Linked DNA regions of Mus musculus: region 1 is linked to region 2. A link is a contact called in ENCODE Hi-C or POLR2A ChIA-PET data. All regions are on one chromosome and are shown on one strand. The core of a region is the stretch at or near the end of the contact, and the rest is flanking DNA. Distances in the headings are between cores, read along the strand shown. Region 1 overlaps Zfp710 (zinc finger protein 710). Region 2 holds the start of Zfp710 (zinc finger protein 710).

Region 1 (4,889 bases), core at 1,576-4,075, 33 kb after region 2:
TGACTGCTCTTCCGAAGGTCCGGAGTTCTTCGCCATTTCTAAGAATCCTGTGTAGGCCCTGTCACCTTGGGCCAGTGACACCCTGGCAGGCCTAGTGAGCCTGGCTTTGCTCTGCTCACCTGGGATGCAGCTGCCCCCGGTTTTGCCTGCAGGTGCTTCCTTTGCACCCCTGCCTGGAGACTCTGCCAAACCATCCCCAGGCTGGGGTCATTTGGGTAGCGCTGCTTTCTCAGAGGAACTAATGGCAGAGGCCCCACGAGGAAAATGGGTCTGGAAGGGCCTCTGCCTTTGGTCTTGGGGTTTGGGGTGGGATTGGCCTGTACATTGATGGAGATCCAGTCAAAGATGGGGTACCCTGGGATAGTGCCATGGCCTCCGCTCTCAAAGGTGGGGGGGCTGGCAGATGAAGCTGTGGCCTTGGCCCCCCAACAGCACAGCGCATTAATGATGGCACTGTGGCTTCCTGCCACATCTCTTCTTCTCTAGGGGCAGAGGAGCCCACTGGCTCGGGATGTGGACAGGCTTGCCCAGTTGCTCGCACTGACTGTAGCGAGCTTAGCGTTTGAGGCAGGTCTCCCCAGACAGCATGGTGTTCCCCACAGGCTCAGTGTAATGTGTGCTTCCTGTATGCAGGGACAGGTCAGGCCTCCTTAGTGTGGATTTCCCAGTGGAGTCTATCCACAGCTAGCACCCAGGCCCAGATCTTCAGCTTGGGGGGTGAAGCTCTGCCTCCTAATACCTGATGGCTGAGTCAACAGTACAGAGACTAGTGTTTGGATAGCAAACATCTAGTAGCAGCCTGGGCCCGCCCACAGCCACCCTCCTGCCCTGCTTGCAGAAATGTCCTCTGGAAAGGTCAGCCAGGAGCGGCTACATAATTTTCAGGGCCCGGGTGACAAATAGAAACATGGACCCTGTGTTGGAAAATGAGTAAGAATTTCAGGACAGTCATGTGAACATGTGACCAAGAGTAGGCCTTCTGAGTTGGGGCCCTACCTAGGTGGTGGTACCAGCAGCCCATCCAGAGGCACGGCAGGCCCAGTGGAGCCTGTCTTTGGTAGTTTGGAGTTTGACCTCCCCACCCTGGGCCTGCCCAGAGCCAAGGACAGCTTTGCTGTAGTGACTTCCATTTCTAAGGGGGAAAACTTCAGCTTCCCCTTCCTGTTCTCTCCTTGTCTCTCCCTCCCCTTTCTCTGTAAACTCTAGAGTTTGAGACTCTGCCCTCCTCTCCCAGCTTCCTTCCCCTGCCCCTCCTCCAGTTCACTCTTCTCTTTCCTTTGCTTTATCTAAGAGTGGAAAACCCTCGACTGGATTGATGTGTAACGTTTCCCAGCCATTCATCGGGTGCCATTCGATTTTAATGTTCTTTTTTAGTGACACCGGGCTCCTTGGGTTTCTCTGAAGTGGCTGGAGTGAATGTCCTCCTCACCAAGGGGCGTCCCTCCGGTGGCCTCTGGGTCTGTCCAGATGGTCTCTGCCCATCGGGAGCCTGGAATGAATTCTCATTGTTAGCACTTGCTCGCCACTCCTCCCTGCATTCAGCTGTCAACCCTACTGGCCACAGTGGAAAGAAAGCCTGTCCCAGTCCCTGGTGACAGAACAGACCTGGCCATCATTCTCAGGAAGAGCAGAGTCCACGCAGGCAGGGCCGTGCCACCGGGGACCGCAGTGGGGCGTGTGAAAGGTCAAGCAGCCACACCGGGACACTGCCCTGTCCCCCCAGATCGCCAGAATGTGCATGGCATCCGGCATGGTGGCGTGGACCTCTAATACCAGCACTTGGGAGGTGGGCACAGGAGAATTGCCACAAGTTGGAAGTGATCCAGGGCTTCTGTGAGGCTCCCCGAGAAAACAAAACTCACAAAACCAACAAACATTGGTGGCAAGGCTGTGCCTGTTGCTCAGTGGTAGGATGTTTACCTAGCCTGTACAAGGCTCCAGGTTTCATTCCTTGCACCTCAAGGTTGTGTGTGTGTGGCTTTCTGTCTTTCTGTGTGTGTCTGTGTGTCTGTCACAATGTTATATGACTTTCTTGCCTAAAGCTCTCCTGAGGTCCTGAGGCTCTCAGGAGGAACAAGGTGCTGGGTTCTTAATGACTCTTTCTCCAGCTTTTGTGCTCAGTTCCACACAACAGGAAACTCTCTGTCTTCTCTCTTGGAGAAGTGACTTGTGTTCCTGAAGAGACACTTGAGCCTTGAAGAATGCTGGTATCTGGGGAGGTGGAGACAGGGAGGCCACAGCACAGAAAGGTGAGGGTGCAGGGCAGGCTGAAGAGATGGGGGGGCTCTTGAGTGGCTGGAAGGGAAAGGACACTGGGTGGTGGGACAGAGGGCAGGGCTCTCAAGTTTACTTTCAGTTATTTGAAGGACCTTTCAATCTTACTGGGGTCTGGGGTAGGCCCAGTCTAGGTGGCTGCGTTCCCTGGAAATCCCCCACTGAGGCTTTGGGAAGGTGGCCCCGCTGCCTCGGGACTCTCCCATGGCTCTGGTGCACTGGACAAGGCCAATGGGAAGACTGCTTTGCCCTTGAGCACTGGGAGAGCTCTGAGCTGAGTAAGGTTCCCTAGAGAATCAGCTGAAAGAACCCTTGTTCTGAAGGGGGAGGCTGAGGCCTGATTACCACCAAGTACCGCCTCTGGGGAAAGCTTGCCACCATCTAGCTGCACCGGGAAGGTGGGGACAAACTCTGACCCGACACTTGTGGTTCCTGCCCTTAAAGTGCCGTGGACCCCACAGAACAGTGGGTCCAAAACAGGCTACAGGAATGGAAACAGGCTGTCTACGCGCTGAGAGATGAGCAGTGGGAGACCAGGTGCTGCCCCCCCCCCCCCCCCCAGAGAGGAAGCAGCTGAGGGTTCAGGGTCATCCCAGCAAGCCTGGGTGGCCAGTCTCCGTTCTGAGCTGAGCAGCAGAGCTACCAAGCCGTTGCCCACTCTGCAACTTCCTCTCTGTCTGCAGCAGCTGGGCTTCCCTGACAGGTCTGAGCGCTCACTTGCCTAGTCATCCCACTGTTTGGTCCATGTAGCATTTTTAATATCTGCCCTGCAGACTAGGAACACTGCAGCCTGCTTTACACACCATTGCTCTCCGCCATGGGCAGAAGAAACTAAAGCCAGGCCCAGTAGACCCAAGGAACAAGTCACAGCCTGCCCACAAGGCCTGATTTACTCATAAGGCTTCATTGTGAAATTGACTGACAGGTGACGCTCTATCATGGAGGTCCATCCCACATATTTGCTGTTCCTCAGAGCCAGGGCTTCCCACCTGGGATCTTGATCACACCTAGAAACATTGTTACTCAGCGATACCGTCCATTACATCATCCTTTGTGAATTTTCCTGCTTCTCTGAAAGTGTCTCTGGTGCCTCTTTCCTATCCGTGCTGTACATTTGGTTTTGTTTTTTAGCTTTTGACTCAGACCAGTCCCCCGTTCTCTCTCTCTCTCTCTCTCTCTCTCTCTCTCTCTCTCTCTCTCTCTCTCTCTGTGTGTGTGTGTGTGTGTGTGTGTTGTGTGTGTGTGTGTGTGTGTGAGAGAGAGAGAGACATTGTCTTTGAAGAGTCTGTGCAAGCCAGCTGTGTTGTAGAGGACTCTGGATTTGTCAGGTTGAGTACCTTCAAGTTGTTTACTGGTTTACAGCTCTGCTGAAAGGTGTATCCGGGAAAATTGCAAGGGGAAAAGGGATCGCCAGTTGGAGGCATGGCCTTTGTTTTTTACCTCCTGTGAGTCATGGAATGCTCTCTCCTGCTTCAGTTAACTTATTTATAGCTGGACCCAGCTGACCGGAAAGGTTATCTCACTGGGTCCATAGCCAACCTGGATGGCTGGGTGTGTGCTATCTTCATTTCATGGATAGGGGTTTAAGAGGTTGAAGCCCGGCCTACATCCAGGCTACGAGGCAGAAGTGGACAGGGCCCAGCCATGTGACATAAGGTAGGACTCCCTGCAGGGGCAGCTGGGGGCCAGCACAGAGTCACCCCAGCACAGCCCTGAGCCTGAGAATATCAGATGTAATCTAGCCGTAATTTTGAGCTTTGGTGACTGAAACCAGGTACTGTGGAGTACCTGCCCTGTATGGTCTCGTCTGGCGACCTTGCAACTTTAACCCTGCTCTTGCCTTGGCCATCAGCTGCCACACCTCTTTCATGCCCTGCACCTTGCACAAGTTGAGACCCAGGTGGCCACACCTGTTAGAGTTGGGTCCAAAGGCTCCTTGGTCAGGGCTGTGTCCCATGGAGCACACTGGGGTGTTGCCTGACATTTCTACAGTCCCGGAGGTTTTTGGTGTGCTTTGCATTTCTCCACTCCTCTGGTGGAAAGGAGACGCTATTCAGGTGGAAATGGCACCAAGCATGCATTAGACTTAAAAGATGGGAACTATTGAGGCCCTAGCTGACTTGCTGGCAAGGGAGAAGGTACCAGTGTGCATGTGAGACCCAGAGCCTCTTAGGCACGGTGGCCATGATGCCAGGTGAGCCAGCAGGCTCTGCTGGGGGCTTGTGAGGAAACCCAGACCTCAGGCATACACGTGTGCCATCGAGAGCTCCATGGTGTCACTAGTCCTCCCAGCATTCCTGAGGAGCTGGTCCCAGTGTGGTCTCTGGTCATGCCTCTTCCTCCCAGGGTGACACCCCAGTGCTTCAGTCTCTTTGAGAACACATGCCCACACTGTAGGCTTCCCCCCCACACACACACACACGTACCACCACTGCCCACCCTCTTGTATATGAGGAATCTCCTTCATGGCATCCTACCGCATTTTCCTTCTTCATAAAGTCATATTTTTGGGTTAATTTTGCTCACCGTCAAACTGAGTACCAAGCTATGATTGTTTTTGTTACTTATTTCAAAAAGGGATTGAAGGGCCGCAGAGATGGCTCGGGGTAAAAGCC
Region 2 (5,309 bases), core at 413-2,912:
TGGTGTAGGGTGGGGCGAGGGGCAGTGGCCTTGGGGCTCCTGTCATTAAAGACCCAGGCCTTTGGGCTGGGGGGAGGGGAAGGAGTGGCTGGTCCTATCCCTGGGAGGCTGCAGTCATTGGGGGAGAGACAATGGGGCTCTGCATCTGCTCCTCGCTGGGAGAAGGGACCCTCCAGTGAAAAGCCAGGGAGAGCAGGGAAGTGTGGGAGGAATTGATGAGAAGGGGTGGAGCCAAGGAGATGCAGCCCGGAGGAAGGAGGGAAGGGGAAGGAAGAGCGCAGGGAGGGGAGAGGATCCAGGCTTCCCTTCAGCTCGGTGACCTGGTCCGGAGCCACAGCTTCCCTCGCTTTGTCTGGGCCCGCCGAGACCTCACGTTTCTCGCCCAGCTGCAGCCCCAGTCCAAGGGCCAGGCATCCAGCAGGTGCTCAATACTTACTTGGGAAAATAAGAAATGTGGCCAACTTTGCTCTGGGAACTTTTCCCCCGTGTTGTCTCCACTCCTCTGGAGAAGCCGAAGACAGAGCTGGTCTTGGGAGCACGCCCAGGCGCCCCATGAATAATTGACCCTTGGTGGCGACACTGCCCCGCTCTGTCCGCGGGCTCCGTACCCGCCCATGCGTCGGAGTCGAGCGGCGCAGCTCTTGAGTGGCGGGTGTCCGGGAGGTTGGAGGCGGGGTGTCCGGCCTGTCCCAGAGCTGGGAGGAGGCCAGGCTATGCCGAACCCCGGGCCCCGCGGGGAGCCACAAGGGCCCAGACCTCAGCGAACGACCACGCCTCGGCGCCCTCCAGCAGTGCACCCCGGGGTCGAGCCTAGGCCCTGGGCTTGGGGAGGATGCGAGGGACCCCGAACTCCTCTGAACCCCATTCGCACCCGGGTCCCGGTGATAGCAGCCGGGGCCGTTCCCTCGAGTCTGACCGTCCAGGGCTCTGCGAACAGCTGTTTAAAGGCTCTTTACTGTTGAGGGCTCTGCGGCGACGTTTGCTCTAAGTCCCATCTGCCCACTTAAAAAATATATTAAGTGAAGAGCACCCCCAGCTTCCACCCCTGACTGGGGAGGGGGCAGGTTGAGCCCTAACCCGTATTCGGAAGGACTGGCCACTCGGGCTCCCCCGACCCCAACCCCCATTAGCTCTTATTTGGGATAGGGCACCCCAGACTTCCTGGGGGCTGCTCTCTGGAGCCCCCTTTGTGCCTGGCAGGGACAGCCCCCCCATTTCCATGCGAGGTTCTGACGCTCCCTTCTCCCCCGCTTGTTAATCTTTGTTCCCCTTTTCTGCTGAGAGGAGGGGAAAAAAAAGAGGGAGAGGGCGAAAGAAAAGAAGGAAAAAGGCGTGACTCGATTTTCAAACGAAACTCCCACAGCAAACAAAACCCTTTTAGAGAAATAAAGGAGGAAGGAGGAAGAAAAGAGGGAAGGGGAAGAAAAAAAAGAGAAGCCTCCAGGCTTGCAATTCGAGTAGGAGAGTTGCAGCGAGAGAAAGAAAGAAAAGAAGAAAAATCCTCTCTGCGGTAGAAAGAGAAAAAGAAAACTTGGGCCGAGGAGAGGGGGGTGCTGGGGGGGTGGAAGGAAGTGAGAAAACAAAAGAGAGATAAAAGGGCTGCTTTTCTGTCTCTCTTCCTCTGCGAGCAGGCTTAGGAGGAGCTGTTTAGCATCCCTTCACGTCAGCCCTGCCTCATTCCCTTCTTCCAGGGAGGGAGAGAGCGCGAGCGAGAGAGCGAGCGAGCGCGAGAGAGAGCAGGAGGGAGAGAGAGAGGGGGGGAGAAAGAGAGGAGCCGGAGGGAGGGTGGCAGAGCAGGGCGGGCGCGCGTGGAGGCGGCGCGCAGCTGCAACCCGGGCGGTGGGCAGCAGGAGCCCCCGGCCCGCCCGGCCCGGCCAGCCGAGGGCCCCCAGCGCGAGGAGCCGCGCCCGGACCCAGGGTGAGTGTCCCGCGAGCCCGCGGCCCCGCCAGCCCCCGGGCGGCCCGCGGCGGGGTGGCTGGGGGGCGCGGGGGTGGGTCGCTGCGGCCGCGGTCGACCCGCCCCCCGCCTCTCCCCGGGGACGGCGGCGCGCAGGCAAACATGTCGTCTTTTCCTTTCACTTCCACATTCCCTCATGCCGGAGAGCTGGAGCGAGAGAAGGGGAAAGAGAGAGAGATGGCGTCTGGAGGGGGGGAGGAGGAGGGAGGAGAGGGGGAAGGGAAGGAGAGAGGAGAGAGAGAGACAGAGAGAGAGAGAGAGGAGAGAGAGAGAGAGAGAGAGAGAGAGAGAGAGAGAGAGAGAGAGAGAGAGAGAGAGAGAGAGAGAGAGAGAGAGAGAGAGAGAGAGAGAGAGAGAGAGAGAGAGAGAGAGAGAGAGAGAGAGAGAGAGAGAGAGAGAGAGAGAGAGAGAGAGAGAGAGAGAGAGAGGCACAGGCAGAGAAGCAGCAAAATGAAAGGAAAGCGCGGCGGTAGCGTGGGAGGCCGGGGAGGCGGCGGCGGCGGTCTCCGGCCCGCACGTGGGTGTCGCGGCGCTCGGGGATGCTCCCCCCGCACCCGGCCCGGGACTCAAAGTTTCACCCTTCGCCGCCCCGCCCCTGCGGCTGCCCACAAACTTTTTACTCCGGGAGCGGGTGGGGTGGCCGCGCGGCCCGGCCGGCAGGGTGGCTAGGGCTCAGCGCGCAGCTGGCGTGCCGGGCGCCCCTCGAGGGCAGCGGGCGTCACCAGCGCGGGACCCCGGCCCACCTCGGTGGCCCCGTCTCCGACCTGTTGAAGGCGCACCCCCCGGGCCGGGAACCGGTGGGCAGATCCCCACGGCAGATCTCGAGCCTCCCGTGGCTCGGCCTCCCTTCCTCGCCGCCCCCTCTCCCTCTCCTCGCGGTCATTTTCCTAATTGGACGGAGCTGTGGGGCGTGATCGTCGGCGTCAGACGGAGGAGCCCCCCGAATCGGGTGGTCTTCCCTCCACGACTCTCAGACCCCACCGAGCCGGCCTCGGTGCTACCCCCCACCCCTCCGCCCCAGCTGCGGACTTGCTAACTCGTGCGTAGCGGGTTGTTGGTTTTCTTTCTTTTTTTTTTTTTTTTTTCAACTTGCCTTTTAAGATGACTTTTATGGTCCCTGCAACTGCTTCCCTCCAGTCTAAACTGTAGTTTGGGAAGATTTAAGAGGCCAGGGAGGTGCTTGTGTGGGCTTTAACTAATCCAAAACGGTCATTAATGTATCTCTACGCCCTGCGTGATGGTTCCGACCAGGCCGAGCAGTAGTCTGGGTGTGTTTTCACCCGGACACTGCAGAGTTCCTTCACGGTCTTAGCGGCCAGTCTGCCAGTGAGGGGACACTTGACCTGCGGGCCCTGTGCCCTATCTTCGAAGGGCACTCTGAGCACCTTTCTTTCCGTTCACAATGGAAACTCTCCGCCACTGTCCACCTGAAGACTTAACTAGTCCCTGTGGGTACCCCGGAAGCTCACAAAACTCCCCCACAGGTGTGCGGAGGACTTTGTGCTGTTGGGGGTCATCCAGCCAGCTTTGACGCTGCCCTCTCAGCCTTGCCTTTGTACGTGTGTAAGTAAAAAAGCAAAGTTCATTTCTGCCGAAGAGAAGAACTGGTGTATGGGAACAGGAGCGGGGGTGGGGGGTGGCGGAAGGCCCTCCTAGGGACCTTCAAAGATCCGTGGAGCTGGCCTGAGATGGGGGAGCTGGTCGTTACCGGCTTTAGATATAAGTGTATTCTCATCAAAGCTGATGGGCCTGTCTGGTTTTGATTTTGACCATCACCTTTTCACTTGTTTGAAAGCACATTTACCTTGGAGACCTTGGCTTAGTGTTTTTTTTTTTTTTTTTTTTTTTGTCTGCTCTCTCATCCCACAAGTAACCCTGGGCCGGGCACCTGCTGTTCTTGGAGCACAACCTTGAATTGATAACTTCCAGCTCTAGCCACCTTGCAGAGCTGGCTCTGCTGCCAGAGGGCACTGGGTAGAGCTGCTTTCTGTGGGGTAGGGAGAATGGACAATCTGGCCTGGTTTCCCGAGTGACCGTGTGCCAAGAGTTTCAGTGAGTTGGGGTGGGGACAGACTGTCATCTAGAGTGCCTTGGTTGTCTTCTCCGAGCTGTTCTGAGCTGACCCTTGGCCCCATGGTGTACAAGGCATTTGTTTGTACTCAGATCCCTTCTGTCACAACCAGGCATTTTATTTTAGGCTCCCTGTCTAGAGCCAAGGAAACAGACAAGGTCTAGAATACCTTTTGGGTTGGAGGAATGAATAATGGGATCACTAGAGATTTTGATGAACTTCTAGTTTAGATTTGCAGGGTGGTGGAGAGATATTTCTAGCAAGGCTGCTCTTTTGAGACAGTGTCTCACTACCTAGCCCAGACAGACTGTGAATTGGGGATCCTCCTGTCTCAAGCTCCCAAGTGCTGAGATTACAGTATGTGCCACCAGGCCTGGCTCTAGCATAGCTTTTTTTTTTTTTCTTTTTCTAGAAGGGGATGATGACCTGTGGGTCTCGGCCCCTTGGGGCAGGGGTGTCACATACCCTATATTTACATTACATTCATAACAGTAGCAAAATGAAGTTAGGAAATAGCAATGGGATAATTTTATGGTTGGAAGTCACCAGGACTGTATTAAAGGCTGGCAGCATTAGGAGGGTTGCGAACCATTGGGATCCTGGAAAACTACGAGGAAGAATCCATTGCATTCCAGAAGGAACAGGTGGAAAAGCCTACTACTCCCCTCACCAGCGCCGACGTTTGGTGTAGGTTCCTCCTTCCGGCATGGTCACCCACATCCCTCAGGTCTTACCAGGGCTAGGTCTCAAGTTCCCAGAAGGAAGGGTTCTGAATCCGAGGGCCTCTTTGAAGGACGGGTGAGCCATTCCTTTGATTTCAAAGCTAGAAGACCTTAGAGAGGTTGTTTAAAAAACATTGACCTCAGAGTCAGGAGTCAGGTAGCCGCTCAAGTCTGAGCCCCTGGGATCTGTTCCCAGTACCCTCTCTCTCCTCAAGACCACTCTCCTTACAGCTGCCAAGGCTTCCTGGCCACACCATAGTTCAGAGAACATGGCTGTGAGGACATGAAGCCGTGGGCTGGTAGGACGTGTACAGGCTGAGGTAACATCGCCCTATTCTCTAGGTATGCCGAACACGCTGCTCTGGAGGGCCGGGCAGGCCAGGGCAATTATTGGGAGAGCTTGCTATTTTAACACCGACTTCTTTAAAGTCTAGCAGTATGGCAGAGTAGAAGTTTAGTCATCAGGATGTTCCCAAATTACTGGGTTTAGATCCTGGATACTTTCTTCATACTTTGCACTTGTGCTTGGTTTATTCAGGGTTGACCAGAGGGGAAGAAG

The links. Hi-C counts contacts between places; a loop is a spot of excess contacts on that map. ChIA-PET counts read pairs that join two places held with the same protein, here RNA polymerase II (POLR2A).
Region 1: a map of heart shows a loop between it and region 2 (3-fold over the local background). The contact joins the enhancer-like site here to the promoter of Zfp710 in region 2. A Hi-C loop is called at or near these places in 6 of 37 maps with a recorded cell type or tissue (gastrocnemius and heart). POLR2A ChIA-PET finds 5 or more read pairs at or near these places in 5 of 5 experiments (Patski and embryonic stem cell).

The regions. Positions count from the first base shown.
Region 1 is chr7:80,056,411-80,061,299 of GRCm38, forward strand. All of the region lies in intron 1 of Zfp710 (zinc finger protein 710), which reads left to right. Among named protein-coding and RNA genes, the nearest start is that of Gm51449, 2.6 kb to the left of the region's middle. Within about 2 kb of position 2,826, at least 1 of the 3 ENCODE cell types and tissues checked has a DNase peak (open chromatin) inside an H3K27ac peak, as active enhancers do; it is heart, where a contact is called at or near this core.
Region 2 is chr7:80,024,566-80,029,874 of GRCm38, forward strand. Zfp710 (zinc finger protein 710) reads left to right here and starts at 1,663. Exons shown (of 5, transcript NM_175433.5): 1 at 1,663-1,918.